2 separate regions of the Homo sapiens genome follow, and region 2 is linked to region 1. The links are chromatin loops, found by intact Hi-C in ENCODE. Cell type or tissue: OCI-LY7. All regions are shown on one strand. Links, peaks and the distances in the headings refer to the core of each region. The heading gives the core; the rest is flanking DNA. Region 1 has its middle 73 kb from the start of CUX1. Region 2 has its middle 20 kb from the start of CUX1.

Region 1 (16,952 bases), core at 5,514-10,513:
CAGGAGAATCGTTTGAACCCAGGAGGTGGAGGTTGCAGTGAGCTGAGATCATGCCACTGCACTCCAGCCTGGGCGACATAGTGAGACTCTGTCTCAAAAAAAAAATAAAAAAAAATTAAAATTAAAAATTAGCCAGGCATGGTGGTGCACGCCTGTAGTCCCAGCTCTTCAGGAGGCTGAAGCAGAAAGATCATTTGAGCCCAGGAATTCAAGGCTGCTGTGAGTTACAATCATACCACTGCCCACCAGCCTGGGCAACACAGCAAGACCCTGTAAAAGAAAAAAAAGAAAAGGGATTTTGTTCTCCTGCTCTAGAGTGTGAAGTCCCAGGGAAGGGCTGTGATAGGCCCAGGTGGTGTCATGTGACCACCCCATTGGCCCAATCACGATGACCAGAACTGAGTCTGATTCAAGAAACAAGGAAATGGCCCAGGGCAGACAGAGTCCCAGATGTCCACTACACGTGGGTTTATTTCGTTTGCCCAGCATATCAGCTCTGGAAAGGAAGGCAAGAAGAAGGGGTAAGTACTATGGCCTCCACCTTCTGGCTGAGAAACTGAGACCTTAAGAGATTTCTTTTCTTTCTTTTTTTTTTTTTTTTTTTCTGAGGTGGAGTCTGGCTGTTGCTCAGGCTAGAGTCTAGTGGTATGATCTCGGCTCACTGCAACCTCCGCCTCCCAGGTTCAAGTGATTCTCCTGCCTCAGCCTCCCAAGTAGCTGAGATTACAATCGCCCACCACCACATCTGGCTAATTTTTGTATTTTTAATAGAGACGGAGTTTCACCTTGTTGGTCAGGCTGGCCTCAAACTCCTGACCACGGGTGATCTACCAGCCTCAGCTTCCCAAAGTCCTGGGATTACAGGCGTGAGCTACTCTAGCCAGCCAAGATTTCTCCCATCATGAAACACTAAGTGGAACCTGTACCTGCCCACACCCATTCCCCACAAAGGCCAGGCCACAGCTGCCCCCACATCAAAGGAAAATTCAACTGGGGCCAGACACAGTGGCTCACACCTGTAGTCCCAGCACTTTGGGAGGCCAAGGCAGGTGGATCACCTGAGGTCCGGAGTTCGAGACCAGCCTGGCCAACATGATGAAACCCTGTCTCTAATAAAAATACAAAAATTTAGCCAGGCGTGGTGGTGGGCACATATAATCCCAGCTACTTTGGAGGCTGAGGCAGGAGAATCACTTGAACCCGGGAGGTGGAGGTTGCAGTGAGCCAAGATCGCACCACTGCACTCCAGCCTGGGCAACAAGATTGAAACTTCATCACACACACACACACACACACACAAAAGAAAAAAAAAGAAAAGAAAATTCAATTGGGACTTAACTCCTCCCGGAATTAAAGTGAGAGAAAGGAAAATGGATTTCAAATGTGTTTCGAGAGATTTCATCAAGACTGAAATGGCATTTTCTAGCACATGTCTCAGCACAAATCCATGTAGAGAAGGAAGCCATGTTCAGATGAGAATCTCAGAGCTATGCATGATAGAATTGAAAGAGGTTTGGCTGGGCATGGTGCTCACACTGTAATCCCAGCACCTTGGGAGGCTGAGGCGGGCAGATCATCTGAGGTCAGAAGTTTGAGACCAGCCTGGCCAACATGGAGAAACCCTGTCTCTACAAAAATACAAAAATTAGTTGGGTGTGGTGGCACATGCCTGTAATCCCAGCTACTCAGGAGGCTGAGACAGGAGAATCACTTGAACTCAGGAGGCGGAGGTCAGCCGAGACTGTGCCACTGCACTCCAGCCTGGGCAACAGGGCGAGACAACGTCTCCAAAAAAAAAAAAAAGAAAGAAAGAGAGAGAGAGAGAAGGGAGGGAGGGAGGGAAGAAGGAGGGAAGGGAGGGAGGGAGGGAGGGAAGAAGGAGGGAAGGGAGGGAGGAAGGAAGGGAAAGAGGGAGGAGGGGAGGGAGGAAGGAAGACTGTCTACTTTTCAGGGTTAGTATGTAGCATTCAATGTAAAACTACACACAGAGTGATTAGAACCGGTCATAGCACACAGTGAACGCCAGTACAGCCTGTCTACTGCAGTTATTATCCGTGTGCCCTTTTACAAGTCTCCTGCCGTCTTGGAAACTTGGCTTCGCCATCTGCGTAACAGGTGAAATGGTGGTGGCACCCCTTGAGGTGGGTCACATGAGTGTCACATGGGAAAAGTTTTGGAGCATGTCTTTGCAGTGTGTCCAGCTCAGATCAAAGGCAAGGGGTTGGGATTCTCTCACACCCTACAGGAGCCCCAGTGCATAAAAATGGGCTATTCCTGCCCTCTGTGAGCTTACAGTCCAGTGCAGGGGACTATTAAACTATGCAAGGAGATACAGCATGGAAGGACTTGCAGGCTGTGATATATGGAATTTGGATTTTGTCTTAAATCCAATGAGAAACTATCAAAAAGTTGTAAGCAGGGAGAAATGTGATCTGATTGACATTTTAATAAAATTACTCTGGGCCAGGTGCGGTGGCTCACGTCTGTAATCCCAGCACTTTGGGAGGCCGAGACTGGCAGATCACGAGGTCAGGAGATTAACACCATCCTGGCTAACCAGGTGAAACCGCGTCTGTACTAAAAATACAAAAATTAGCCGGGTGTGGTGGCAGACGCCTGTAGTCCCAGCTACTTGAGAGGCTGAGGCAGGAGAATGGCGTGAACCCGGGAGGTGGAGCTTGCAGTGAGCCGAGATTGTGCCACTGCACTCCAGCCTGGGCAACAGAGCGAGACTCTGTCTAAAAAAAAAAAAAAAAAAAAAATTACTCTGGTTGCCAGGCGCAGTGGCTCACGCCTGTAATCCTACCACTTTGGGAGGTCAAGGCAGGAGGATCACTTGAGGTCAGGAGTTCAAGACCAGCCTGGCCAACATGGTGAAACCCCATCTCTACTAAAAATACAAAAATTAGCCATGCGTGGTGGTGCATGCCTGTAATCCCAGCACTTTGGGAGGTCAAGGCAGGAGGATCACTTGAGGTCAGGAGTTCGAGACTAGCCTGGCCAACAAAGTGAAACCCCGTCTCTACTAAAAATACAAAAATTAGCCACGCATGGTGGTGCATGCCTGTAATCCCAGCACTTTGGGAGGTCAAGGCAGGAGGATCACTTGAGGTCAGCAGTTCAAGACTAGCCTGGCCAACATGGTGAAACCCCATCTCTACTAAAAATACAAAAATTAGCCATGCACGGTGGTGCACACCTGTAATCCCAGCTACTTGGGTGGCTGAGGCAGGAGAATTGCTTGAACCGGGCAGGCAGATGTTGCAGTGAGGCGAGATCGTGCCACTGCACTCCAGCCTGGGCGACAGAGTGAGACTCCATCTCAAAAAAAGAAAAAAGAAAAAAGGTTACTCTGGCTGCAGGGTGGAGGATGAGTGAATGGGAGGTGGAGCGAGGGCAGAGGCCCCCACGGGTAGGGCAGCAGAGATGGCCAGGAATAGTTGGATTGGGGTATTTTTCGGAGCTGGAGTCTACACAGTTTGATGTCAGATTGGGTGGGGAAGGTGAGGGAGAGGGTGATGTCAAGAAGGACTCCAAGGCTTCTGGCCTGAGCCCTGGGTGGAGGGCGGGGACATATCCTGAGAGGAGAGAGCCTGAGTTGAGTTTGGGACACGGGGAGTTGAACATGCCCTTGAGACATCCAAGTACAGGTCCCAGGGACAGCAGGGTATGCACCGTGACAGAAGGGACTCAGTGAGTGGGTGCTATTGTGAGGGCGGGTCTGCTATCCTTGGAAACAGAGCTTCGGAGGACCTAAGGGTGAGACCCTCGGGCCAGGGAGACCTGGACAGCCCCAACCCCTTCTTCCTAAGTCCCAGTACTCCCAAGTCTAGGGGAAATCTGGAGTCTTCCAAGGACTTGGTTCTAACACAGTGGTGCACATTCCTGCAATTTTCAGGGAGAGAAGGGGCCCAGAGGGATGGAGCCAGCCTGGGCTGACTCCAGGGAGGAGGAAGAGGAGGAGGAGGAGGAGGAGGAGAGGCACAGAGTGTGGCCTGGAAGCCCCTTCCTCAGTCTGTTTGCACAGCTGTCCAGGCCTGGCTGGGCAGGGAGGGAGTGAGTCATGGGTTTCCGGTTCACCAACCCCCACCTCCAGGGCAGGACAAGGTGCCTGCAGGTACAGAGTTTGGTGATGAAGTCTCCCCTGGGGAAGCTCCTCCTCTCTCCCTCCTCCCCAGCCCTTTGATCACACCTCTAGGGGTTGTTTTAGCTTTGTTTTTTGGCTTTTTGTGTTTGGTTTTTAGAGACAGGGTCTTGCTCTGTTGCCCAGACTGGAATGCAGTGGTGTGATCATAGCTCACTGCAGCCTCCAACTCCTGGGCTCAAGCCATCCTCCAGCCTCAGCATCCCAAGTAGCTGGAACTGTAGGCACACGCCACCACACTTGGCTAATTTTTTAATTGTTATTTTTTGTAGAGACGAGGTCTCGCTATGTTGCCCAGACTGGTCTGGAACTCCTAGCCTCAAGCGATCCTCCTGCCTTGGCCTCCCAAAGAGCTGAGATTATAAATGTGAGCCATCACACCTGGGCAATCCCCGTTTCATGGTTTAAAAGGAAGACTCGGGGCCCAGTGCAGTGGCTCATGCCTGTAACCCCAGCAGTTTGGGAGGCCAAGGTGGGCAGATCACCTGAGCTCAAGAGTTCGAGACCAGCCCGGCCAACGTGGCAAAACCCCATCTCCATTAAAAATACAAAAATTAGCCGGGCATGATGGCACATGCCTATAATCCCAGGTACTTGGGAGGCTGAGGCAGGAGAATTGCTTGAACCCAGGAGACGGAGGCTGCAGTGAGCCAAGATTGCACCACTGCACTCCAGCCTGGGTGTCAGAGTGAGACTCCAACTCAAAAAAAAAAAAAAAAAAAAGGTGGATTCGGGAAGGTCAAGTGACTTCCCAAGGGCATTAGGCATCTCTGTGCTGGGCCTGCCTGACCCCAGGTCTCTGCTCCTGTCCACTGTGCCCTCACAGGATACCTCTCAGAAGTGAGAGAACTCTCTAGGTAGGAGCCAGAAAAGCATCGGAGGAAATTTCTCTCCCAGACCCATGATTTGGTTACTCCTCTCCTCAGCCCTGCCAACAGCCCCAAGGTGCACAGAGACCTTGCTTCTGAGACTCTGGCCAAGCTGGCTCTGAGAGTGAAAGGCTCAGTCTCTCTCGCCTGGGGAAGAAACATGCAGGCTTTAGAATCATGCAAGTAACCGTTTACCCACTTGGCTTCCTGTTAGGTTGTGTTTTTTTTTTCTTCCTTCCCCCAAGGGATGTCTCTTATCTGAAGGTTCTTAGGGGCTTTTGGTGCTGGGCTGTTTACCAATGGGTGACTGTTAGTGTCAGAACCAGCCTCTTGGGAAGAGTGAGGTGAAGAAAAGCAAGACCAGGTGAGCCCTTGGTCATCCACACAGCCACAGGAGTACAGGCTGGATGGGACAAGCACGCCCTGGGCAGTGAAGGACCATGGCCACATCCAGCTCTCCTGCCAATTTCAGGCTCCGTCTTCCAAACAGGGCGCGATTTAGCCAAGTGAAAGTGAGTTGGTGGCTGGGCGTGGTGGCTTAAACTGGTAATCCCAGCACTTTGGGAGGTGGAGGCAGAAGGATCACTTGAGGCCAGGAGTTGAGATCAGCCTGGGCAACATAGTGAGATCCCACTCTATAAAAAATTATAAAGTTAGCCAGGCGTGGCTACACAAGCCTGTAGTCCCAGCTACTTGGGAGGCTGAGGAGAGAGGATCACTTGAGCCCAGGAGTTTCAAGCTGCAGTGAGCCATAATTGCGCCACTGCACTCCAGCCTGGGCAACAGAGGGAGGTCCTGTCTCTTCAAAACAACACATTTAAAACATTTCACCTGTAATCCTACCACTTTGGGAGGCCAAGGCAGGTGGATCACCTGAGGTCAGGAGTTCGAGACCAGCCTGGCCAACATGGTGAAACCCCATCTCTACTGAAAATACAAAAATTAGCTGGGTGTGGTGGCTGGCACCTGTAATCCCAGCTACTCAGGAAGCTGATGCAGGAGAATCACTTGAGAGGGGGCGGAGGCAGAGGTTGCAGTGAGCTGAGATCATGCCACTGCACTCCAGCCTGGGCAACAGAGGAAGACTCTGTCTCAAAAATAAAAAATAAAATAAAAATAAAACGTTAGAACAGTGCTTGGTACACAGTGATGGCTCAGTAGATGTGAGCCAGTTATGAGTACTTAAAGCATAGCCTGTGCAAAGAGGCCGTGCTTCTAGCTTCACCTTTCCAACAGCATCTTTCCAGAACTTTCTATCTCCTGGTGGGCAAGGACCGTGAGAAACACCATAACCTGGAGAGGAATTCTGGGTCTCAAGATGGCTCCAGTTGTGCCTGTCTTAGGCAAGTGGGGTGGTGTGTGTGTGAGGGTGAGGGGTCCCAGGAAGGGTCCCCACACTTCACTCCTGCACCTCTCGCTCCCCACAGCCCCCCTCCCCTTTTCTAACTCCAAAAAGCCCAGAGGCCCAGCCGTGTTTGGAGAAGGAGGGGGGCCCTGAAGCTTGGGCCACCTTCAAAGTGACTGCAGGGAGGAAGATGTGGACACTAGACTACGTACTGACCACTCTGAGAAGGAAGCCCGCGGGGGAAGGTGGATGGGCGGTGGGCGTCACGGCAAAGGGGTTTAGGGGAGACAGGGATGTCTGTGAGCTGTGGGAGGTGCACACTGAAGACCCAAGAGGTGAGAATGGATGGAACTGCCCCTGAGAAGGGGGACAGGGGTCCCCTCCTCCCCTGAGAAGGAACAAACCGTTGCACTTGTCGGCAGGGCCCTGAGAAGTGGAAAGTGGATTTGATCTTCCTTAGACCATCACGTACCCGCAGCACCCTAGAATGTAAACAGGGCTGGGAATGCGATGACCAGGTCCTGGTACCTTAAGGGCTGGTACCTCTACCTCCATCGGGACCTGGTGCCAGAAATAAGAAGATTCTTAGACTATCCCCACTGGAGGCTGGGCGCAGTGGCTCAGCCTGTAATGTCAGCACTTTGGGAGGCCTAGGCGGACAGGTCACTTGAGGCCAGGAGTTCAAGACCAGCCTGGCCAACATGGTGAAACCCCTCTACTAGAAATACAAAAATTAGCCGGGCATGGCGGCGGGGGTCTGTAATCCCAGCTACTCGAGAGGCTGAGGCAGGAGAATCACTTGAACCCGGGAAGCGGAGGTTGCAGTGAGCCGAGATTGTGCCACTGCACTCCAGCTGGGACGACAAGAATGAGACTCCATCTAAACAAAATAATAAATAAAAAATAAAAATAATAAAAGAATATCCCCACTGGAAGGGTCCTGCAAGGCCAGCCACGAATCTGTACAAGTCCTCGGACAGACTGAGAAACTGAGGCTCAGAGAAGCGGCCCCCACCCCATCGGAGCGTCCCAGCTCCACGCGCGCGCCTGGCAGGGGGCGCCCTTCCCCGCCGCGCGTGCCGGGCAGGGTCCCCCAAGGAGAAATCCCTCTTAAAAGAGTTTTTCCTTTCGCGTGAACTCGCCGCCTGCATCCAGCAGCGCGGTCTCCAAGGTGAACCTCGCACAAATGCGTTGCAGATGTACGTCCTTCCATTTCTGGCTACCGCGGAGCTGCTCGGGAGCGGCGGCGGCGTCCCCAGAGCGATCCAGCCCGCGTTTTCCGTTCCGCCCGCCAACTTTTGCAAGCTGTAGTTATTTGATAATGATTTTTTTTTCAAACCTCTCCCAATAATTGTTATCCTCCCCGCCCGGTGCAGCTCAGGTGATGGGCACAGACGGCAACGCAGCCGCCGCCGCCGCCTCCTCCTCCTCCTCGTCCTCCTCCTCCTCCTCCTCCGGGTGCGCTAGGCTCTGGCTCCAGCCCAGGGGGAAGAGCCACAGCGGAGGCGCCTTCTGCAAAGGCAGCGGGGACGGCCCCGGAGGCTGAGCCAGAGCGACCCCGGATCCGCCCCCGCCCCCCTCCATGAGGCCTCTCACACCCTCCCCCGGCCCAGGCCACCTCCCCCAAAGCCCACTCTCCGGAGGCCAAGGCTGTCTGGTGAACGGCTAGGGGCTGCTGGGCACAGAGTTCAACGCTGCAAATATTTATTAGACACCTACTGTATTCCCAGGCCCTGAGCAGAGCTGGCCTCCAAAACAAATGAGAACAGCCCTTGCCCTCAGGGAGACTGGGGGACGCCACCCCTAACCTGGGAAGGTGAGAGGGGCTTCCAGGGCAGGGATACCCCCGACAGAACCTGCTCAAAGTGCCAGAGCTAGACAAGGAGGGAAGGCTTGGCTCCGCAGCAAAGCTCAAGGCAGAGCTCCGCCCCTCCCCCATCACCTTCAGCCCTTCCTCCGGTTTCTGCCAAGGGTCATCACTGAAAGCACCCTCAGAGTCTCTTTTAGAAAGCTACGGGTCTCTGCGGTCGTGGTGGCTCACGCCTGTAATCCCAGTACTTTGGGAGGCCGAGGCGGGCGGATCACTTGAGGTCAGGAGTTCGAGACGAGCCTGGCCAACAAGGAGAAATTCCGTCTGTACTAAAAATACAATATTTAGCCAGGTGGGATGGTGTGTGCCTGTAGTCCCAGCTACAGCCCATCGCTTGAACCGGTGATGAGCCGAGGTCGTGTCACTGCGCTCCAACCTGGGCCAGAGCGAGACTCTGTTAAAAAAAAAAAAAAAAAAAAGCTACCGGGCTCAGAAAATGGAGTCATGTAGGTAAGAGTGGAAGCAGGTGGCTGAGAGGCAGGCCCACACTAACTCCTTTTTGGAATCCCTGAGGTGCACACATAAACAGGGGTGGCAGGAGGGCAGGCTGGAGAGGGCCCAGGTGAGCTGCTGACCCCCACGGGACGGGGGGAGGTCACATCTGGGTCTGATGGCTCAGCCACAAGTGGTTTGAAAGGGGCCCTTTGCTGGAGGGAAGTAAGCCCAACCTCAGCTTGGTTACATCCCCAGAAAGCCCGGAGAGTTCTTTTTTTGTTTGTTTGTTTTTGTTTTTTAAGCCTGAGCTCATTTTTTAAGTTTTTAAGTGAATATTCAGTTTTGGTTTAAAGTTTTTAAATGAATACTAAGAGTTTTCGTTAAAGTTTTTTTTACGCATACTAAGTTCTTTCTTTCATTAAGCCTGGGTTGATTTTCAGCTTTTTAATGAATACCATTTTAATTATTTATTTTAAATACTAAGGTTTTGTGTTTTGTTTTGTTTGTTTTTGTTTGTTTATTTGTTTGAGACGAAGTCTTACTCACTCTGTCGCCCAGGCTGGAGTGCAGTGGTGCAATCTGAGCTCCCTGCAACCTCTGCCTCCTGGGTTAAAGTGATTCTCCTGCCTCAGCCTCCCGAGCAGCTGCGATTGCAGTCATGCACCACCATGCCTGGCTAATTTTTGTATTTTTAGTAGAGATGAGGTTTCACCATGTTGTCCAGGCTGGTCTCAAACTCCTGACCTCAAGTGATCCACCCACCTCGGCCTCCCAAAGTGCTGGGATTACAGGCATGAGCCACCGTGCCTGGCCTTAAATGCTAAATTTTTATTTTAATAAGTTTTTAATGAATTCATTTTAAGTTTTTTGGGGGTTTTTTGTGGGGGTCCAGGGGGGACCAGGTCTTGCTGTGTGGTTCTGTCACCCAGGCTGGATGCAATGGCATGATCATAGCTCACTGCAGCCTCACACTGCTGGGCTCAAGTGATCCTTGGTAGTGGCCGGAGTTCTGGGTACCTGGAGGTGGGCAGTGATAGAGGCATTTCCCAGGCAGGAGGTACCACTTAGGTGATGACTGACTCCTGGTGACTCTTTGACCTTGCCTGAACCACGAGTGACTCTGGAGCAGCGAATGTATTATCTCTATCACGCCAACCAAGAGCTGATATAGATAGGGCATTATTGAAGATCCATCTAAGGGCAGATGGAAGAGGGGCCCATGAAGCCACACTCCAAGGTCTAGTTTTCTTGTTGTTTTTTTGGGGGGAGTGGGAGACAATTATGGGTTTTTGTTCTTTGAGGGATTTTGGGGGTTTTGTTGGTTTTTTGGTTGGGTTGTTTGCTTTTGAGACAGGGTCTTGCTGTGTCACCCAGACTGGAGTGCAGTGGCACAATCATGCCTCACTATAACCTCAACCTCCTGGGCTCAAGTGATCCTCCCACCTCAGCCTCCCAAGCAGCTGGGACTACAGGCATGCACTGCCATGCCTGGCTCATTTTTAAATTGTTTTTTAGAGATGGGTTCTCACTATGTTTGCCCAGGCTGGTCCTGGACTCCTGGCCTCAAGAGGCCCTCGGCCTCCCAAAGTGCTGGGATTACAGGTGTGAGCCACACCACAGTTGCCCTCTAAAGTCTAGTTTTATCTTGTGAAGAGTGAGGAGCCGCTATGAGGTGATAAGTCAGTGTCCTTCCAGACCCTTCCAGGAAGCCCACTCCGACTGTTACCCTGGGGTTCACTGGTATCTCTGAGCACCTTGTGCTTCTGAGCCAGGCCCCCGGCTATGGAAGGGGTGGGGGCGATGCTCCTAGAGGTTGGAGGACAGATCATGAATGACAGAACAGTCTGATTTTCCTGGAGGACGCCCCTCCTTAGACAGGGCAAGCCCCCAGCCAGTGCCTCCTCCTTCCCAGCACTCAATGCTCCTCCTCTGCCTCCTTCACCTTTCACTTCCTCTTCCTCCACCTTCTGCTGCTCACCAGAGTCCAACTCACATTTCTTTAAAAACTTAAAATGGGCTAAGTGCATGGTGGCATGCACCTAAAATCCCAGCACTTTGGGAGGCTGAAGCAGGAGGATCGCTTAAGGCCAGGAGTTCGAGGCTGCAGTGAGCTATGATCACACACTGCTGCACTCCAGCCTGGTTGACAGAGATCCCATCTCTAAATATTAATAATAATAGACTGGGTGTGGTGGCTCATGCCTGTCATCCCAGCACTTTGGGAGGCTGAGGAGGGCAGATCACCTGAGGTCAGGAATTCGAGACCAGCATGGCCAACGTGGTAAAACCCTGTCTCTACTAAAAATACAAAAATTAGCCAGGCCTGGTGGCGGGCACCTGTAATCCCAGCCACTCGGGAGCTTGAGGCAGGAGAATCACTTGAACCTGGGAAGCAGAGGTTGCAGTGAGCTGAGATCGTACCACTGCACTCCAGCCTGTGCAACAGACCATGATTCAGTCTCAAAAATTAATAATAATAATAATAAAATAAAGCTTCTTTGATGAACGGATCCAAAATTTTCCGATCAGAAAATCTAGAAAGAAGGTATTTTAATTTCAGCATATGTGTAAGTTTCATGGTTTCAGGGGTGTCCAAGGGAGAGAATACAGTCACAGGCTCTTAGTTTCTGTTTCTGGTTGGGTCAGTAAATCCCCTTCCTCATCCCTCTTTTCCGCTTGTCACTAGAGACAGAAACTAAAAACCATGGTTTCAGGCTGCTAAAAGCCTAAAACAGAACAGAACAACAACAGCCAAACAAGGCAGGTTGGGCAAGCTTGATAGGGTTTAGTATCATTTTTTATTGTTTATTCTGTATGGACAGGGCACATCATCTGCTCATTGTGGGACCTGCGCAAGACCCAGATCAGGGCTACCTCCTCCAGGAAGCCTTCCAGGCTCTACAGGCTGCGTCAGGTCCTATCTGCCGTGCTCCCACAGCCCCTGGGGTCCTCACCATTGCAGTCCTCAATACGCAATATTGGAGTCATTGGTTTACCCATCCCTCTCCCTCATCACGAGCTCCTGGCGGCAGAAACTAGAGTCATTCCTCCCTGCGTCCCCAGCGGTGCAAGCAAGGTGCCAGGAACAGTTAGTGGCACTGAGTCTGAGAAGCAGGCTGGCCTGTGTAAGTTGCCTTCTGCTCCAGCTGTGTCCTGGGTTGTGATGGGATCAGACCGCCTTCTAAGAGGCCCTTTCACAAGCTTGCCACCCTCCCCCACCGGGTTGTGGGACCCTCTTTGGAGCCTCAGAGAAATCCCTTTCTTCCTGTCTCCCTGGACTCAGCCACCACCCTCCCAGCCTGCCGGGAGGGGACTCCCACAGACACCTCCCCTCCCTGTCCAGCCCGGAGGAGGGGGATCAGATGCCGGGCTGGAGGCCCCTTGTCTGCACAGAGGCAGGATTTATCTCAGTTTGGGGAGGTCTGGGGCCCCCAAAGTCCTAGATCATCATTAGTTCCATCAAAGAGGCGGCTGTGATCTCAGAGACAAGATGCATGGTGTTCAAATTGGAAACAGCCTGGTGGGCCGAGGGGCCGCGCTGGGCGGGGAGAGGGTTCGGGCCGCCTCCGGGGGACCCCAGGACACTGGAGGCATCCCACAGACGGTCACAGGAAGAGGAGGAGGAGGAGGAGGAGGAGGGAAGAGAAAACATTCCACTCAGGCTCCAGGGAAGAGAGCCGTGCACAGATGGAGCAAAGCCAAGTCTGCGAGTCAAGGCGACCTCCCCACGGAGGCTGGAGAGAAAGGATGGCCAATTGTACTCACCAGTCACCCCATGAGGGTCCTACTGCGTCCCACCCCGCACCGCAAACCTTCGTGGGCCCTGTCTCACCACCCACAGCAACCCCTGAGAACTAGAAAGTGAAGGAATGCATTGCCTTTGCTTTACAGATGGGGAAACTGAGGCTCGGGTGGGGGGAGGGCAAATGGATGTGCCCTAGATCACCAGGGGTACCTGGCACGGCTGGGGTTCCAGCCCAGGTGCCTGGGTCTCTGGAACTTCACCCTGACTCTGGAAAGCCATAGCAAGGAATTGGTTTTTTTTTTTTTTTTTTTTTTTTTTGAAACGGATTTTTGCTCTTGTTGCCCAGGCTGGAGTGCAGTCTCGCGATCTCAGCTCACTGCAACATCCGCCTCCCGGGTTCGAGCGATTCTCCTCCTCAGCCTCCCAAGTAGCTGGGATTACAGGTGCCCACCACCATGCCTGGCTATTTTTTTTTTTTTTTTTTTTTGTATATTTAATAGAGATGGGGGGCTGGGCACAGTGGCTCATGCCTGTAATCCCAGCACTTTGGGAGGCCGAGGTGGGTGGATCACGAGGTCAGGAGATCAAGACCATCCTGGCTAACATGATGAAACCCTGTCTCTACTAAAAATACAAAAAAATATTAGCTGGGTGTGGTGGCGGGTGCCTGCAGTCCCAGCTACTCGGGAGGCTGAGGCAGAAGAATGGCGTGAACCAGGGAGGCAGAGCTTGCAGTGAGCCGATATCGCGCCACTGCACTCCAGCCTGGGCGACAGAGCGAGACTCTGTCTCAAAAAAAAAAATAGAGATGGGGTTTCACCATGTTGGCCAGGTAGACCTCAGGTGATCTTCCCGCCTTAGCCTCCCAAAGTGCTGGGATTACAGGCGGGAACCACTGTGCTCAGCCAAGGGATTGTTGAGTGTGTACAGTTCTCTATCCTTGTCGCTGCCTGTTAGCGGCTGGCACCGAGACAGCAGTTCGATTTGAAACTTGAGGTTTAAAATAGAGCTGGAGAAACAAAACAGAAATTTCTCCTAAATATTGAGAAGTAGCCATACTAGCAGACAGAATGAGATTTAACTGGCACATTCAACTATAGAAACAAACATAAAAGATCTCTCCCACCCTACTGCTCTTTGTGGGTAACCATCTCCGTCTAGACCCCCTCCAAAGGATGTCCTCTAACCCCTGCCCACCCCACAGGCCTCCAGATATCTGGTCCCTCCAGTTCCCCTGGTCCCCCACCTGTGCTCCCCGCATACTCCCCACAAGTCCCTTTCCAGTGGATGGAGGGTAGTTGAAGCCGCTGTCTGCTGGTGCTGTGGGCCACCTGGGTGCAGTCCCTGCCTGGCTCTGCTGAAAAGACAGAGGCTCTGACTTAGTGGATGTGGCCTCCAACCCCCAATGGACAGAGGGAGCCTCCAAGAGGTAGCCAAGACATTAAAATGCCTGCAAGGTGGGGGGGGTGGTAATGCTTTAGTGGACGATAGGACCAGAGAAGTGATCAGGTGAGGAAGTTGTCCCTAGGAGCAGGGGAGAGAGAGGAGATAGGACTTCTGTTGGTCGGGCATGGCAGTTCATGCCTGTAATCCCAGGACTTTCAGAGGCAGAAGTAGGAGGATCACATAAGGTCAGGAGTTCAAGACCAGCGTGGGCAACATAGCGAGACCCTGTATCTAAAAAAAAAAAAAAAAAAAAAAAGCCTTCTGCCTAAGAGTGTTTCAGAGACTCTGTTTATAATGGTGAAAAATGGGAAACAACCTAAATTTCCAGCAATAGTTAACTAATCCCATGTGATGGACTATCAAATCACCATTACAAGCAATGCCTGTGGACTTCTTTTATTAGCATGGGAGAAGTGCTGTCAGCACGATACAAGATTAAATGAGATAATTTATGTAAAGGATTTATCACAGTGCCTGCCACAATATAAACACTCAAAAACTATTAGCTGTGGTGTGTGATAAAGGCAGGAATGAAAAAACATATATATATGGAATAATTCCAGATTTGTAAACAACAACAAACACGTTTTAAAAGGCAGGAGGGGCTGGGCACAGTGGCTCATGCCTGTAATCGCAGAGCTTTGGGAGGCCGAGGCGGGAGAATCGCTTGAGCCCAGGTTTTCAAGACCAACCTAGGCGACATAGCAAGACCCCATCTCTACAAAAAATTTTAAAAATTAGCCAACCGTGGTGGCGCATGCCTGTAGCCGCAGCTACTCTGGAGGCTGAGATGGGAAGATGACTTGAGGCCAGGAGTTTGAGGCTGCAGTGAGCCATGATTGCACCACTGTACTCCAGCCTGGGTGATACAGCAAGACCCTGTCTCAAATAATAATAATAATAAAGGCAGAAGGAAATATTAGAAAATATTGTTGAGTTGTGGGATAATTGGAGATTTGGGGGCTCACTCCTCTGTATTCTCCAATTTTTCTATGAGTGAATATATTTTTCTATTAGTGGAAATTTTTTCCAGCATTTTATTATGCAAATTTCCCAACATGCAGCAGAGTTGAAATAATATTACAATGAGCAAATATATACCTCTTCCTAGATTCCACACTAACATTTTATTATCTTTTATCTCACAACCATTCACCTACCTAACCTCGCTCTATCCAGCCATAAATCCATCCTAGTTTTCATAATGCCTTTCATTTTATATTTTTATTTTGTTTTGAGATGGAGTCTTGCTCTGTCCCCCAGGCTGGAGTGCAGTGGTGCGATCTCGGCTCACTGCAACCTCCGCCTCCTGGGTTCACGCCATTCTCCTGCCTCAGCCTCCCGAGAAACTAGGACTACAGGCGCCCGCCACCACGCCCGGCTAATTTTTTTTGTATTTTTAGTAGAGACAGGGTTTCACTGTGTTAGCCAGGATGGTCTTGATCTCCTGACCTCGTGACCCGCATGCCTCGGCCTCCCAAAGTGCTGGGATTACAGGCGTGAGCCACTGCACCCGGCCCTATAACGCCTTTCAAAGTAAACTGCAGACACCTTCCCGTAAATACTTCAACATGTGTATCAGGAAAAGTAGGGTTTTTGTTTTTGTTTTTGTTTTTAGACAGAGTCTTACTTGTTGCCCAGGCTGGAGTGCAGTGGTGCAATCTCCACTCACTGCAACCTCTGCCTTCTGGATTCAAGTGATTCTTCTGCCTCAGCCTCCTGAGTAGCTGAGACTACAGTCATGCACCACCATGCCTGACTAATTTTTGTATTTTTTTAGTAGAGTCGGGGTTTCACCGTGTTGTCCAGGCTGGTCTTGAACTCCTAAACTCAAGTGATCCTCCCACCTTGGCCTCCCAAAGTGCCAGGATTACAGGCATGAGCCACTGCACCTGGCCAGGGAAAGTAGTTTTTAATAGTTACCTAGAGGAGAGAGGCTGTCCTCAGCCCTGAGAAAGCAGCCCCCCTTCTCCACCCTTCTTGCAACAGGCTAGTCTGGAGGGGCTGCCGTGGGGTGGGTTGAGGCCCAGCCCTCCAGCCTTCCTTTCTGGGTGACCTAATCGGCCCTTGCGGCCCAGGGGTTTCTCCTGACCTGATGCAGAGACAGTGAGATGTAAATAAATCTCTGTTCTTTTCATCACCTGAGGGTGTGGTGAAGATTACCTGAGATAAACCTGAATTCACCTTGGGCTTCCTATAGGGGTAAAGTTGTCAGATTAAGCAAAAAATATATATAAAAATCAGCCAGAATTGGTGGCATGCACCTGTAGTCTTGACTACTCAGGATGCTAAGGTGGGAAGGATCGCTTGAGCCCAGGAGTTCGAGACTACGGTGAGCTATGATCGTACCACTGCACTCCAGCCTAGGCAACAGATCAAGACCCTGTCTCTAAAAAAAAAAAAATTGCTGGGCACAGTCGCTCATGCCTGTAATCCCAGCACTTTGGGAGGCTGAGGTGGGCGGATCAAAAGGTCAGGAGATCGAGACCATCCTGGCTAACACGGTGGAACCCCATCTCAACTAAAAATACAAAAAATTAGCTGGGCATGGTGGCGGGCAGCTGTAGTCCCAGCTACTTGGGAGCCTGAGGCAGAAGGGCATGAACCTGGGAGGTGGAGCTTGCAGTGAGCTGAGATCGCTCCACTGCACTCCAGCCTCTGTGGCAGAGCGAGACTCTGTCTCAAAAAAGAAAAATTAATAATAATAATAATACATAATATAAAAAATACAGGACACCCAGTAAAATTTGATTTTCAGATTAACAAAATTTTTTAGTGTAAGTATATCCCATGAAATATTTGGGATATACTTGTACTAAAAAAATGACACAGTCTGTATTTTATCTGGCAACCCTATGCAAGATGGGAGAATCAAAGCCCCAGAAAGGAAAGCATGTCAGGAGTTAGGATACGGGTTGGGTTATTTTTTTTTTTTTTTTTTTTTTTTGAGACAGGGTCTTACTCTGTTACCCAGGCTAGAGTGCAGTGGTATGATCATAGCTCACTACAGCCTCGACCTCCTGGGCTCAAGCAACCCTCCTACCTCAGCTTCCTGAGTAGCTGGGACCATGGGTGTGCACCACCACACTTGGCTAATT
Region 2 (14,335 bases), core at 5,711-10,710, 55 kb after region 1:
AAAGTCACAAACAAAGGCCACAGCAAATCCTGTGAGGTCCCCGGAACTGCGTTCACCCATCAGGGTTGTCCCACCCTGAGGCATGGGGACTGGGCCTTTATAACCCCTACACTGAGAAGCCATAGATGTTGGCTGCCTTCGGGGAGGGCCATGGACTTGACCAAGGTGGCTGTCTTTGGGGAGGCTATATTTGCAAAAGGACTCAGCTAAAAGCTGTTAGCCACCAGCATTCCCAGCAGCGGGGCACTGAGGGTGTCAGTCCTGAAGGAATGACGGGCAATGCTCCACCCTCCACTGTGCAGCCAGACCTACTCCCCACCTGGTCAGAGAGAGGAGCCTCACCTCGGAGGAGGGACCTGTGCCCTTGGCCTTATAGCACAGAGAAAACAAGAGAAAGCAAACTTGTTTCCAAAAGACCATCATAAAAATACTCTTTGTTGATTTTTCTTTTTTTAATTAAAACATGTTTTGTTTTGTTTTTTTTAATTATCAGTCATAGAGATGGGATCTCACTATGTTGCCCAGGCCGGACTCGAACTCCTTGTCTCAAGCAGTCCTCCTGCCTTGGCCTCCCAAAGCTCTGGGATTACAGGTATGAGCCACAGCACCCAGCTCCCTCTTGTTTTTAAATCGTTTTCCCCTCCCCTTCTCCTGTTTGAAGGCAACATGGCACAAGTCTTACTCTTGAAGCAGCAGCCTCTCTGACCGTAGAGAAAGAAACATCTGTGGAGAGTTTTCAAATGGCAAAAATAATGACAGTAATCAGCCGTCTTGTTACTTCTTGGGGACTGGGTGAAGTCAGTCCTTATTCAAAGAGATGGAATTTTCAGCATGGTTCCAATATGTCTTTTAATGGTTACACACATAGGTCCCTGAAAAGTATCCATGAGAAATAAAAAGAGCTGGGCTGTTTCTTTGAGTATTCTTTCAGCAGAAAAAAAAGAAAAAAGAGAAAACTGACTTGAGGGTATTGCTAAAAGATTTTCTGGTGTGGTTTTCTTTTCTTTTTCTTTCTTTTTCTTTTTTTTTTTTTTTTTGAGACAGGATCTTGTTCTGTCACCCAGGCTGGAGTGCAGTGGCATGATCACGGCTCACTGTAAACTTGATGTTCTGCACTCAAGTGATCCTCCCACTTCAGCCTCCCGAGTAGCTGGGATTACACGCACGTGCTACCATGCCCAGCTAATTTTTGTATTTTTTTGTAGAGACAGGGTTTCGCCATGTTACCCAGGCTGGTCTCAAACTCCTGGGCTCAAGCAATCTGCCCTATTTGTTTTCATTTGAGGGACAGGGCATCATGTACTATTTAATAAAAAAAAAAAGCGCCAGGCATGGTAGCTCACCCCTGTAATCCCAGTACTTTGGGAGGCCAAGGTGGGAGGATTGCTTGAGCCCAGGAGTTCAAGACCAGCCTGGGCAATATAGTGAAATCCTATCTCTACAAAAAATTTAAAAATTAGCCAAGTGTGGTGGCAAATGCCTGTAGTCCCAGCTACTTGGGAGGCTGAGATGGGGGGATCGCTGGAGCCCAGGAGTTCCAGGCTGCAGTGACTGGTGATCACACCACTGCACTCCAGCCTGGGCGACAGAGCGAAACCCTGACTCAAAAAAAAAAAGGAAAAAAAAGAAAGAAAGGAAAACAAATTGGATCATCAAATTGTCTGAGTCACCTGAGAAACCACAATTTAATGCCACCTTTCGATACCCAGAGTTCCTATCTTTGAATCAAATTAAGTAGAAAAACAAGTTAAAAAAAAAATCCTTAAATAATTATGGAGGTGGGCAGAGGGTTTTTTTTTTTTTGTGATCGAAATGGTTGATAATGCTTGTAGAAGAAAGGAAAAACATCTCATATAAAAATTTAATCTGAATGTTTTTGTTGTTAAAAGTCTCCTGTGAATCATGAATTATGAAAAACATGACCCAGGAAAGCTGTGAACAAGTTGATTCAAGTATCTCAGGCATGTGATGATCTCACGCCCCAGTCCAGCTTGGCTTCTGGGACGGTTAGGATTTTATCAGGTTCAGGGAACACTGATGGCCTAATTCTGGCTCCAGGCCTCACCCGGCTCTTTTCACACTGGCGCCAGATGTTTGGGAAGTTTTCAGGAAATTGTGGAAAACCAGACCTCAGGCTGGTCACCTTCCAGCAAGGTAGGAGGTGGCTGGTATGGTTTTCCCATTATTTTTTTCTTTTCCCTTTTTTTTTTTTTTGAGACAGGGTCTTGCTCTGTCACTGAGGCTGGAGTGCAGTGGTGTGATTTAAGCTGACTGCAACCTTGACCTCCCAGGCTCTAGCGATTCTCCTTAAGGATTGCAACCTCAGCCTCCCAAGTACCAGGGACTACAAGCCCACACCACCACACCTGGCTAATTTTTTTATTTTTTGTAGAGACGGTGTCTTGCTATGTTGCTCAGGCTGGTCTCAAACTCCTGGGCTCAAGCAATCCTCCCACCTCAGCCTCCTAAAGTGCTGGGATTACAGGCGTGAGCCACCGTCCACAGCTGCTCACCCATTCTTAAATACAAAAGGAGACCCTGAAAATAAACTGTACAGAGGGATAGATTAGACCTCATGACCCTTGACCTTTAACTCTTCACTGAGGAAGGAGCCCGGCTCCTTTTTTCCTACCTGCACTCATCAGACATTTATTACACGTGGTGGGGCGTGGTGGCTCACAGCTGTAATCCCGGCATTTTGGGAGGCTGAGGCGGGTGGGTCACCTGAGGTCAGGAGTTCGAGACCAGCCTGGCCAACCTGACGAAACCCCGTCTCTACTAAAATTACAAAAAATTAGCTGGGTGTGGTGGCGCGTACCTGTGATCCCAGCTACTCGGGAGGCTGACACAAGAGAATAGCTTGAACCCGGGAGGTGGAGGTTGTAGTGAGCCTAGATCGCGCCACTGCACTCCAGCTTGGGCGAAAGAGCGAGAGTCCGCCTCAAAACAAACAAACAAAAAGACATTTATTAGATGCCTACTATGTGCCAGGCCTGTAGAGAAATATGACAAGGTCTCCGCCCTGAGGTGGAGCTCAGGTCAGTGGAAGAAATTGGAAAATAACTGAAACACAGTGAGACCAACAGACTGCAGGCAACATCCGATTCTGAGATGAAATCCATGTGACGTGCTCTGAGGGCCAAAGGATAGCCTTGGCCTGGAGAGTTGGGCACCCTTACAAAGTGGGACAGAAGACATGCCCGTCCCTTGCATGGAGTGATTAAACCCCGGGCAAAGAAAGGAATCAGTGATGACTCTGGTGCCTGGGACGTTCAGATGCGGGTGGATGTTAGAAAACGCTTTAACAACTGTCCAATCAGAAGGGAGGGGCCCTGACCAGTCATGGTGGACGCTGGCCATTAAAGGACTGTGGGGCCCTATTGGTGTACATGGTGTCTGGGGAGCAGGGAGGAGGGAGGATTCTGGAGGGCTGGAGCACTGATGGAAGGATAGAGGCTGAGACTGGAAGTAGGGGCTTAGAGCTTAACTCCAGGGAAAATAGCGAGGAGCGTGAAAGACTTGCCGGAGAGAGGCCAGGCGGGGCACAGTGGCTCACGCCTATAATCCCACCACTCTGGGAGGCTGAGTCAGGTGGATCACATGAGGCCAGGAGTTTGAGACCAGCCTGGCCAACATGGCAAGACCCTGTCTCTACTAAAAATACAAAAATTAGCTGGGTATGGTGGTGCACACCTGTAATCCCAGCTACTCGGGAGGCTGAGGCCGGAGAATCGCTCGAACCTGGGAGGCGGAGGTTGCAGTGAGTTGAGATTGCACCACTGCACTCCAGCCTGGGCAACAGAGGGAGACTGTCTTCAAAAAAGGGAAAAAAGGAGAGATGCCAGAGGTAAGCATTTCAGGAGGCTCACCCAGGTGGCCCTGGAGAATGGCCACTGGGTGACTTGGTCCCTAGATCCTGTGAACTTGAGAGTATAGAACCCAAGGGGGAGGGAATGAAGGGAAATGAAAAGCAGAAGCAGGTTGGGAGCGGTGGCTCACACCCATAATCCTAGTGCTCTGGGAGGCCGCAGATCACTTGAGGCCAGGAGTTTGAAACAAGCCCAGGCAACATAGTGAGACCTCATCTCTATTAAAAAAAAAAAAATTTATCCAGGAGTGGTGGCATGTGCCTGTAGTCCCAGCTACTTGGGAGGCTGAGATGGGAGGATCCCTTGAGCCCAGGAGTTTGAGGGTACAGTGAGTTATGGTCGCACCACTGCACTCCAGCCTGGGCAACAAAGCAAGACCTTTTTCTCTAAAAAAGAAAAAGAAGGCCAGGTGCAGTGGCTCACGCCTGTAATCCCAGCACTTTGGGAGGCTGAGGTGGGCGGATCATGAGGTCAGGAGATTGAGACCATCCTGGCTAACACAGCGAAACCCCGTCTCTACTAAAAATACAAAAAATTAGCCGGGCGTGGTGGCGGGTGCCTGTAGTCCCAGCTACTCAGGAGACTGAGGCAGGAGAATGGTGTGAACCCGGGAGGTGGAGCTTGCAGTGAGCCGAGATTGCGCCACTGCACTCCAGCCTGGGCGACAGAGCAAGACTCCATCTAAAAAAAGAAAAAAAGAAAAGCAGAAGGGTCTGGGCTGTCGTTCCCAATCTTTCCCTCTTTCTGATGCACAGTGAGGGTCCAGTCACGTGGTGTCCACTTCTATCATCTCTCCACCATCCATGACCTAGAAGCTGCCCAAGGCAGAAACTGGGCTTTACGGACCTGATTTCTGTATCATCATTTTTTGTTTTTTTTTGAGACGGAGTCTCACTCTGTCACCCAGGCTGGAATGCAATGGCGTGATCTCAGCTCACTGCAACCTCCACCTCCCAAGTTCAAGCAATTCTCCTGCCTCAGCCTCCCGAGTAGCTGGGACTACAGGCACATGCCACCACACCCAGCTAATTTTTGTATTTTTAGTAGACATGGGGTTTCACCATGTTGGCCAGGATGGTCTCGATCTCTTGACCCTGTGATCCTTCTGCCTCGGCCTCCCAAAGTGCTGGGATTACATTGCACCCAGCCCTGCATCACCTTCTTAAGCCCCTTTTTTCCGGCCCCACCTAATACCACGCATGTCAGGGTTGCCTGGCCTAGCACAGCACAGCCTAGCCTGGAGGAGAAGTCCATACTTACCTATGCCTGGTGGGGGATGCCGCCTTCACCAAGGTGTGAGCCCATGGAGGCTGGCCTCCTTTAAGAGTCTGGCCAGAGGACTTGAGGTGGCCTAAACACACCATGAGCAGACTAATGATACCAAAGTGGAACCAGAATGATAAGTCCTAGCTCCCCAAAATTTGAGCATCTATTCTGTGCCAAACACTATAGCAGACATTTTATTATTTATATGTTTATTTATTTTGAGACAGAGTTTTGCTCTTGTCACCCAGGTTGGAGTGCAATGGCGTGATCTCGGCTCACTGCAACCTCTACCTCCCAGTTCAAGCAATACCTCAACCTCCTACGTAGCTGGGATTACGGGTGCCCGCCACCATGCCCAGCTAATTTTTGTATTTTTAGTAGAGATGGGGTTTCATCATGTTGCCCAGGTTGCTCTTGAACTCCTGACCTCAGGTGATCCACCAGCCTTGGCCTCCCAAAGTGCTGGGATTACAGGCATTAGTCACCCCATCTGGCCTATGCTACTTACTTCCAATACCCTACCATTGTCCTTTTAGTGATGACCATACCCAGGCGATCTCGATGCCCAAGATTTAAGGTGCAGGAAATCCCACTGGAGTTCAGAGCTGCTGCTTTTTTTTTTTCCTCCAAGAGAAATTGTTGAAGTCAAACTTGACCAAGTTCTTTCTGCAAACTGGATGCCTTCACATGCCTGTCTCCAGATCCATGCTTCAAGGCTAAGTGTTATTAATAAAAGTAATGCAGATTGGGAGGCCGAGGCAGGCGGATTATGAGATCAGGAGTTCGAGACCACCCTGGCCAACATGGTGAAACCCCTCTCTACTAAAAATAGAAAAATTGGCCGGGCGTGGTGGCGGGCATCTGTAATCCCAGCTACTTGGGAGGCTGAGGCAGGAGAATCTCTTGAACCCAGGAGGCGGAGGTTGCAGTGAGCTGAGATTGTGCCACTGCACTCCAGCCTGGTGACAGAGCGAGACTCCATCTCAAAAAAAAAAAAAAAAAAAAAAGCCATCCTGGCTAACACGGTGAAACCCCGTCTCTACCAAAAATACACAAAAATTAGCCAGGTGTGTGGCAGACACTTGTAGTCCCAGCTGCTCAGGAGGCCGAGGCAGGAGAATGGCGTGAACCCGAGAGGTGGAGCTCGCAGTGAGCCGAGATCGCGCCACTGCACTCCAGCCTGGGTGACAGAGCGAGACTCTGTCTCAAAGAAAAAAAAAAAAAGTAATGGAGAAGCTGAAGGTTACCCAACTCGTTTCCTGGGCTTGCTTCTCTCTGTCACAGTTCCCTGACAATGATGAAAGCCTGTTCTTTCCAGCCCTCGGCCTCTGTTGGTCCTCACTTTGCAAATGTCTTTCCCAATCTTCACCCACACCAGAAACTCCACGTCTCCCCATGAGAGTTCCCAGGACACCCCGTGAGCCGTTTGCAAGAGAGTGTATCACCTTTAACTCGCCCCTGTCTGTTGCAGGAAACAGGGGTCAGACTGTTCTACGCTTTGAGCACATGGCCTTTGAGGCTTCTCACTTGATCCTCAGAGCTAAATGCTCTCAGATCAGAACAGCAAAGGACTTCGGCCTCAGACCCAGCAAGAGATGTTGTCATTGCATACAATCAGCCAGGAATGCCTTCATTCATTCTACACATCTTTATTGACACAGCCTGGCCCTGAAGTCAAAAGAATGAGAAAGGAGGAAGACAGGCTTGGTGCCTGCCTCCCTGTGTTTAGAGGTTAGCAGAAAAAGAACTAAATCAGGGATGCATTAGAATTATGGTATTACGCCACCATGGAATACTATGCAGCCATAAAAAAGAATGAGTTTGGCCGGGCACAGTGGCTCACCCCTGTAATCCCAGCACTCTGGGAGGCTGAGGCAGGTGGATCACCTGAGGTCAGGAGTTTGACACCAGCCTGACCAACATGCTAAAACCTCGCCTCCACTAAAAATACAAAATTAGCCAGGCATAGTGGTGCATGCATGTAATTAATCCCAGCTACTTGGGAGGCTGAGGCAGGAGAATCACTTGAACCTCGGAGGCAGAGGTTGCAGTGAGCCGAGATGGCACCACTGCACTCCAGCCTGGGCAACAAGAGAGAAACTCCATCTCAAAAAAAAAATAAAGAAAGAAAGAATGAGTTAATGTCCTTTGCAGGGACATGGATGAAGCTGGAAGCCGTCATTCTCAGCAAACTAACACGGGAACAGAAAACCAAACACCGCATGTTCTCCCTCATAAGTGGGAGTTGAACAATGAGAACACATGGACACAGGGAGGGGAACATCACACACCGGGGCCTGTTGGGGGGTGGGGGGGCAAGGAGAGAGAGAACATTAGGACAGATGTCTAATGCATGCGGGGCTTAAAACCTAGATGACAGGTCGATAGGTGCAGCAAACCACCATGGCACATGTATACCTATATAGCAAACCTGCACTTTCTGCACATGTATCCCAGAACTTAAAATTTTTTAAAAAAATTATGGTATTATGCATACTAGGCTGGGTGTGGTGGTTCATGCCTGTAATCCTAGCACTTTGAGAGGCCGAGGGGGGTGGATCGCCTGAGCTCAGGAGTTCAAGACCACCCTGGGCAACATGATGAAATCACGTCTCAACTAAAATGCAAAAAATCAGCCAGGCGTGGTGGCGCACCTGTAGTCCAGCTACTCAGGAGGCTGAGGCAAGAGAATTGCTTGAGCCCGGGAGGTGGAGGTAGCAGTGAGCTGAGATCACGCCACTGCACTGCACTCCAGCCTGGGCGATGAAGCGAGACGCTGTCTCAAAAAAAAAAAAAAAAAAGAAAGAAAGAAAAGTGTGGTATTATGCATACTAACAACAGGGAAAAGTGAACCAGCTCCCAACTGAATCCTACTTTGCTAAGTTGTGTACATGTTTTCTTTATTCATTTCCATTCACTTATGTACAAGTTAAATATATATTTTTTAATTCCTGCTGTATCCGTCAGGGGACTAGCAGGAAACAGAATCAAACAGGGACGATTTAAGAGAAGTTAAGAAGGGACTAGGAGGCTGGCTGTGGTGGCTTACGCCTGTAATCCCAACACTTTGGGAGGATTGCTTGAGTCCAGGAGTTTGAGGCCAGCTTGGGCAATATAGCAAGACCCCATCACTATAAAGATTGTTTTTGGTTGGCCACGGTGGCTCACGCCTGTAATCCCAGCACTTTGGGAGGCCGAGGCAGGCAGATCACTTGAGGTCAGGAGTTCGAGACCAGCCTGGCCAGCATGGTGAAACCCCATCTGTACTAAAAATATAAAAAACTAGATTGGCATGGTGGTGCTTGCCTGTAGTCCCAGCTACTCGGGAGGCTGAGGCAGAAGGATTGCTTGAACCCGGCAGACAGAGGTTGCAGTGAGCCAAGATCGAGCCATTGCACTCCAGGCTGGACAACAGAGCAAGACTCTGTCTCAAAAAAAAAAAAAAAGGTTTTTTTTTTTGTTTTTTTTTTAATAGCTGGGCATGCACCTGTAGTCCCAGCTACTCAGGAGGCTGAGGCAAGAGGATTGCTTGAGGCCAGGAGTTTGAGACCAGCCTGGGCAACATAGAGAGACCCTGTCTCTATAAAAAAAAATTTTTTTTAATTAGCCAGGTGTGGTGGCACACTTCCGTGGTCCTAGCTACTTGGGAGGCTGTGGCAGGAGGATCACTTGAGCCCAGGAGTTTGAGGCTGCAATGAGCTATGATTGCTCCACTGCACTCCAGCCTGGAAGACAAAGTGAAATCCAGTCTCCAAACAAACAAACAAACAAACAAACACCTCACAAACAAACAACAAGCAAAGGACAGTTAGGAGCGCTGGTTAATCCGTGCTCTTTCAGGAAGCCAGGGTGCACAATTTACTCTCAAAATAAGAGTGGGCAGGGGTGGAGACGGTAGTCATTCATTACCATTCTCTCTATATTAATCGACTAAACCGATAACCACCAGCTGTCTCGCGTCTTTGTGAATTCACAGACATAATGTGTGTGCATCTGGGTCTTAACAAGAGATCATGGAGGCTGAGTAATGTTTGGGCAGAGAAAAAAATTATTGCATTAAGCAATATGATCTTCAAAAATTGACAGCTGGTGATATGGAAGCTTTCAATCTTTTATTTTGTCTTAGGCTGAGAGGCAAAGTCTGGTGTTTAGCTGTATTTTGTATTGATTTTCCAAATGACAAAGAAAATTTCAAAAGCTGTCAAACAAACACGAGACACTTACGAAGTGAAGCTGTGTTTCATTGGGATTTATGCTTTCTTCCTCATCTATTATGGATATTTCATTAGCGATTAGTCAGAAACTTTTGAAGCTAGCTTCGGAGTTTGTCATTTAGAGCTTTCATATCAATTTCCTTAAAACATAAGAAATAACATTCCTATAAATAAGGCAAAGGGCTAAGGCAGATAATACAGTGCGGAAGGCAAAACATAATTTCCAAACATATGCAATTATGAAAAATAGAATAACAAAGTAGGCAATGTTTCAAATGAAGTTCCTAAATGCACATTTCATTTAAGCTTAATAAAATATCACTTATATTGCAGTAATACCATTTAATTATTAAAAATTCTATCCAACCGGATTAATAACTATGTAAAAGATGCTTGTCTAAATTCGAAATTTTCCTCCACTCAGCAGCCTCTCATTATGAAGACTAGCCCTCTTTTAGAATGAATTTTCTTCTGTCCATCAAAAACCCTGCCTGTTAACTCATTTTTAACACTGTAAATTATTTATATCAGATGCTTGGAAACACAGAGCAAAATAGAGAAGATGTCACCCACGCATCATTTTATGTTCATTTTTCACCTACTATATCTTCTTAGGCTCAGGCAATTTTAAAAAAACAAATTTTTTGAGACAGTCTCACTCTGTTACCCAGGCTGGAGTGCAGTGGTACGATCTCAGCTCATTGCAGGCGCCAACTGCTGGGCTGAAGTGATTCTCCTGCCTCAGCCTCCTGAGCAGCTGGGAAAACAAGTGCATGTGCCACCGTGCCCCAGCTAACTTTTTGAATCTTTTGTAGAGACGTAGTCTTGCTATGTTGCCCAGGCTGGTCTTGAGCTCCTGGCCTCAAGCCATCCCCCTACCTCGGCCTCCCCAAGTGCTGGGATAGAAACTGGCCTTTATACATGCTAGGTGTCCCACAGACACTGGACATGTGTTATCATTTTTTTTTTTTTTGAGATAGCGTCTCACTCTGTCGCCTAGGCTGGAGTGCAGTGGCACAATCTTGGCTCACTGCAACCTCTGCCTCCCGGGTACAAGCAATTCTCCTGCCTCAACCTCCAGAGTAGCTGGGACTATAGGCATGTGCCACCACACCTGGCTAATTTTTGTATTTTTAGTAGAGACGGGGTTTCACCATGTTGACCAGGCTGGTCTTGAACTCCTGACCTCAAGTGATGCACCCGCCTTGGCCTCCCAAAGTGCTGGGATTACAGGCATGAGCCACAGCACCTGGCCGACATGTGTTATCTTAATTATTCCTTACAAGCTCGTGAAGCAAGTTTTATTGCCCCCATTTTATGGATGGGAAAAGTGAGGCATAAGGAAGTCATACAACCAGTACAAGCAACTGGGCCTCTTCTGAAACTTCACAATTTCTGCCTTTTCCTGCTCATCACACCACTAAAGCAACTTGTAATTATTACCGACTATAATTCCCAATGAATTCTGTGGCTTTGTGATTTGGCTTTTGTTGAATTATGAACAACCTGTTTTTGTTATTTTTTTTTTTTCTTTTTTCACCTAGAGTCTCGCTCTGCTGCTCAGGCTGGAGTGCAGCAGTACGATCTCAGCTCACTGCAACCTCCACCTCCCGGGTTCAAGCAGTTCTCCTGCCTCAGCTTCCCAAATAGCTGGGATTACAGGCATGTGCCACCACACCTGGCTAATGAATCATGAACAAGCTCAATTCCAGATAACAGCAATAGGGCCTGTCTCACCCATGATACACGTTGGGAATAGATGTTAAATTGATGGTTTTATTAATCAGTGACATGCCACGGAAATTCAATCTCACAGAGTTTGGGGACTAGACAACCAGACAGGATGTGCTGGGAAGTTTCCATCTGTGTTTAAAATATGTTTTAGAAGTGGCTGCTGGCCTATTGTGGTTGCTTTTTACTCAATGGTTATTGCAATCTTGGCCTCAGGATACCAAAGAGTAAGACTTCAGTTGCTCAGTGGGATCTGAGATGGGTAGGAAGGCGGTTTTTATTCTGTGCAACAAGACTCTTTGCTTCCTTCACTTAGTTTGGGCTCCAGAGCCTTTAGAGGATTTGGTGATTTCCCCCGACCACTATTTCTAGCAAGTCAGGAAGATGAGGCCAGTGGCTCAGGGGTTGAGGCCACAGCCTGGGAAAGGTAACGCCACGGCCAGGCACAGTGGCTCATGCCTATAATCCCAGCATTTTAGGGGTCTGAGGCAGGAAGATCGCTTGAGGTCAGGAGTTCAAGACCAGCCTAGGCAACATAGGGAGACCCCCTGTCTCTACACACACACACACACACACACACACACACACACACACACACACACATATACCTTTTTTTTTTTTTGAGACAGGGTATCACTCTGTCACCTAAGTTGGAGTGCAATGGCGTGATCTCAGCTCACTGCAACCTCTGCCTCCCAGGTTCAAACAATTCTCATGCCTCAGCCACACGAATAGCTGGAGTTACAGGTGTGCACCATCACACCAGGGTAACTTTTGTTATTTTTAGTAGAAATGGGGTTTCACCATGCTGACCAGGCTGGTCTCAAACTCCTGACCTCAAGTGATCCACCTGCCTTGGCCTCCCAAAGTGCTGAGATTACAGGTGTGAGCCACCACACCCAGCCAAAAAATGAAAAAATTAGCTGGGTGTGGTGGGGTGTGCCTGTAGTTCCAGCTACTCAGAAGGCTGAGGTAGGAGGATCGCTTGAGCCCAGGAGTTGGAGGCTGTAGTGAGGTATGATGACACACCTCACTGGGTGACAGAGAACGAACCTGTCTCAAAAAATTTGAAAACAAACAAACAAAAATTAAACCATATTGGCCAAGTGCAGTGGTTCGCACCTGTTATCCCAGTGCTTTGGGAGACCGAGGCAGGAAGATCACTTGAGCCAGGACTCTGAGACCAGCATGTTTCTACAATTTTTTTTTTCTGAGGTGGAGTCTCACTCTGTTCCCCAGGCTGGAGTGCATTGGAGCAATCTCAGCTCACTACAACCTCTGCCTCCTGGGTTCAAGTGATTCTCCTGCCTCAGCCTCCCGAGTAGCTAGGATTACAGGCACCCACCACCATGCCCAGATAGTTTTTGTATTTTTAGTAGAAATGGGGTTTCGCCACGCAGGCTGGTCTCGAACTCCTGACCTCAGGTGATCTGCCTGCCTTGGCCTCCCAAAATGCAGGGATTACAGGTGTGAGCCACTGCTCCTGGCCAAAAAAAAAATTTTTTTTTTTTAATACTAGCTCTATGTAGTGGCACACAGCCCTAGTCTCAGCTACTTGGGAGGCTGAGGCAGGAGGATCGCCAGAGCCCAGGAGTTCAAGGCTTCGCCACTGCTCTCCAGCCTGGGCGACAGAGGGAGATTTTGCTTCTGAAAAACAAACAAACAAACAAAAAAACAGAACCATATTGACACATTGTTATTACATCGCTATTAACTAAAGTCCACAGTTTACATTAGGGTTTACCTTTCTAGTTGTACAGTTCCGAGGATTGTGAAAAATGCATGTCACGTGCTTACCATTACAACATCACACATAATATTTTCCCTGTCCTAAAACTGCAGTGCTATGGCTCCATCCCTCAGGTATTTTCATCATCCTGAAGTTAAGCAAAAAATGATATTCCAGGAACAAGAAAGTAAGAACAAACACTACACTCCTAATGGGCTGAGACCATTATAGGATATGGATCTGGGCTGGTGAATGCAATGTTCTAATAGCAATGAAACAGAGTTATTGAAGGAGAGCAGGGCCAAAGATCCCTTCTGGAATGAGGAATAAGGAGGAAGAAAAATTAAAACCGTCACTGAGGGATGATTGTGCCAAGGTCTAATGTGTATTAACTCATTTAATCCTAACAAAGATACAAGAAGGTATGTTCGATAATTATCTTAACCTCTAGCATTGGATCTCGTTTTGAACACAGCCATAGGGATGGGTTAGGTAAGGTTCAGATATTACAGGTGAGGACAAGGTGACTCAGAGAGGTTAAGTAACCAGCCCAAAGTCACCCAGCCAAAAAGCAGCATGCAGTGCTTAGGGTTTGCACACAGGTCTGTCTGTCTGATGTCCACACCTGTGACCTTCTCTCTGCCCCATGGCGCTGGCTCCTCTGAGATGCAGAAGGGTGAGGATTGAGCTTTTTTCTTCATCTGCAGAGTGCCCGCTGCAATTTGTTCCAGGGAGCGCGAGGGAGGCAGTTTTTAAGAGACTCAGTAACAGGAAATTTGGTCTATTGTTTGAAACAAGAGGTGCAAACAAGTGCCCGCTTTGAAGTGCTGAATAACAAACTCTGCCGGGAGTGGAAAGGCAAGAGGCTACAAGATTCTTGAGTTGGTGTCAAATGCGCAAGACACGGGGCAGAGGGGAAGAGGCGGCGCAGGAGAAACTGGGGCAAGATCTGTTTGAAGAGAACGGGTCTTAAATAGATCAGGCTACAGGGGACAGCAAGGGGTAGGGGGAACCAGAGGGTCATTTCTTTCTTTCCTTTTTTTTCTTCCTAAGGGAGCCTGTGTGTGTGTGTGTGTGTGTGTGTGTGTGTGTCTGTGTGTGTGTGTGTGTCTGTGTGTGTGTGTGTCTGTGTGTGTGTGTTTTAAAAGAAAACATCACAATCACAGGTGGGGGTAAGAGGCAACCAGGTGAACAGTAAAACACAGACAAGTTTCAAAAGAAAACAAAACCAAACCCCACCACCTGGTCTGACTTGGTTGGTAATAAAACGCTAGCGGATAAACGGAGCTTGTGTAAACTAATCCCACCTCCCACTCACAAGTCAGTATTAAATTTAGGAATGAGAGAGTCTAAGATACCGACTTGGAATTACTTACAATTGTTTCACTAAACTGCTCGCCTTGGACTGTGTAATAGCACATTCATGACCCCACCCTCCCAGCCATAGCTGCCAGAATGGGATTGTTAATCAGATACTTCCCCAGACAGTCCATGAAACCAGACTCCCCTAAAGTGAAGATAGAGCC

The links. Hi-C counts contacts between places; a loop is a spot of excess contacts. Peaks named below come from ENCODE experiments on the same cell type or tissue, not always from the same donor. Only the 100,000 strongest peaks of a DNase experiment are listed, where the experiment ranks them.
Region 2: a loop joins it to region 1, with 8 times the contacts of the local background. A loop is called at or near these places in 14 of 110 quality-filtered maps.

What each region holds. Positions count from the first base shown.
Region 1 is chr7:101,735,912-101,752,863 of GRCh38, forward strand. No RefSeq gene overlaps it. Among named protein-coding and RNA genes, the nearest start is that of CUX1, 73 kb to the right of the region's middle. RefSeq lists enhancers at 5,233-5,312, 5,433-5,502, 6,986-7,929, 8,558-9,078 and a silencer at 7,809-7,928. In OCI-LY7, for the core only: CTCF peaks have their summits at 7,439 and 7,644; DNase peaks (open chromatin) are centred at 7,620, 7,880, 8,300, 8,830 and 2 weaker places; H3K4me3 peaks cover 4,126 bases; H3K27ac peaks cover 5,000 bases.
Region 2 is chr7:101,790,548-101,804,882 of GRCh38, forward strand. No RefSeq gene overlaps it. Among named protein-coding and RNA genes, the nearest start is that of CUX1, 20 kb to the right of the region's middle. RefSeq lists an enhancer at 13,318-13,867. In OCI-LY7, for the core only: a CTCF peak has its summit at 10,094; DNase peaks (open chromatin) are centred at 6,304, 6,624, 7,774 and 10,076; H3K4me3 peaks cover 1,232 bases; H3K27ac peaks cover 4,359 bases.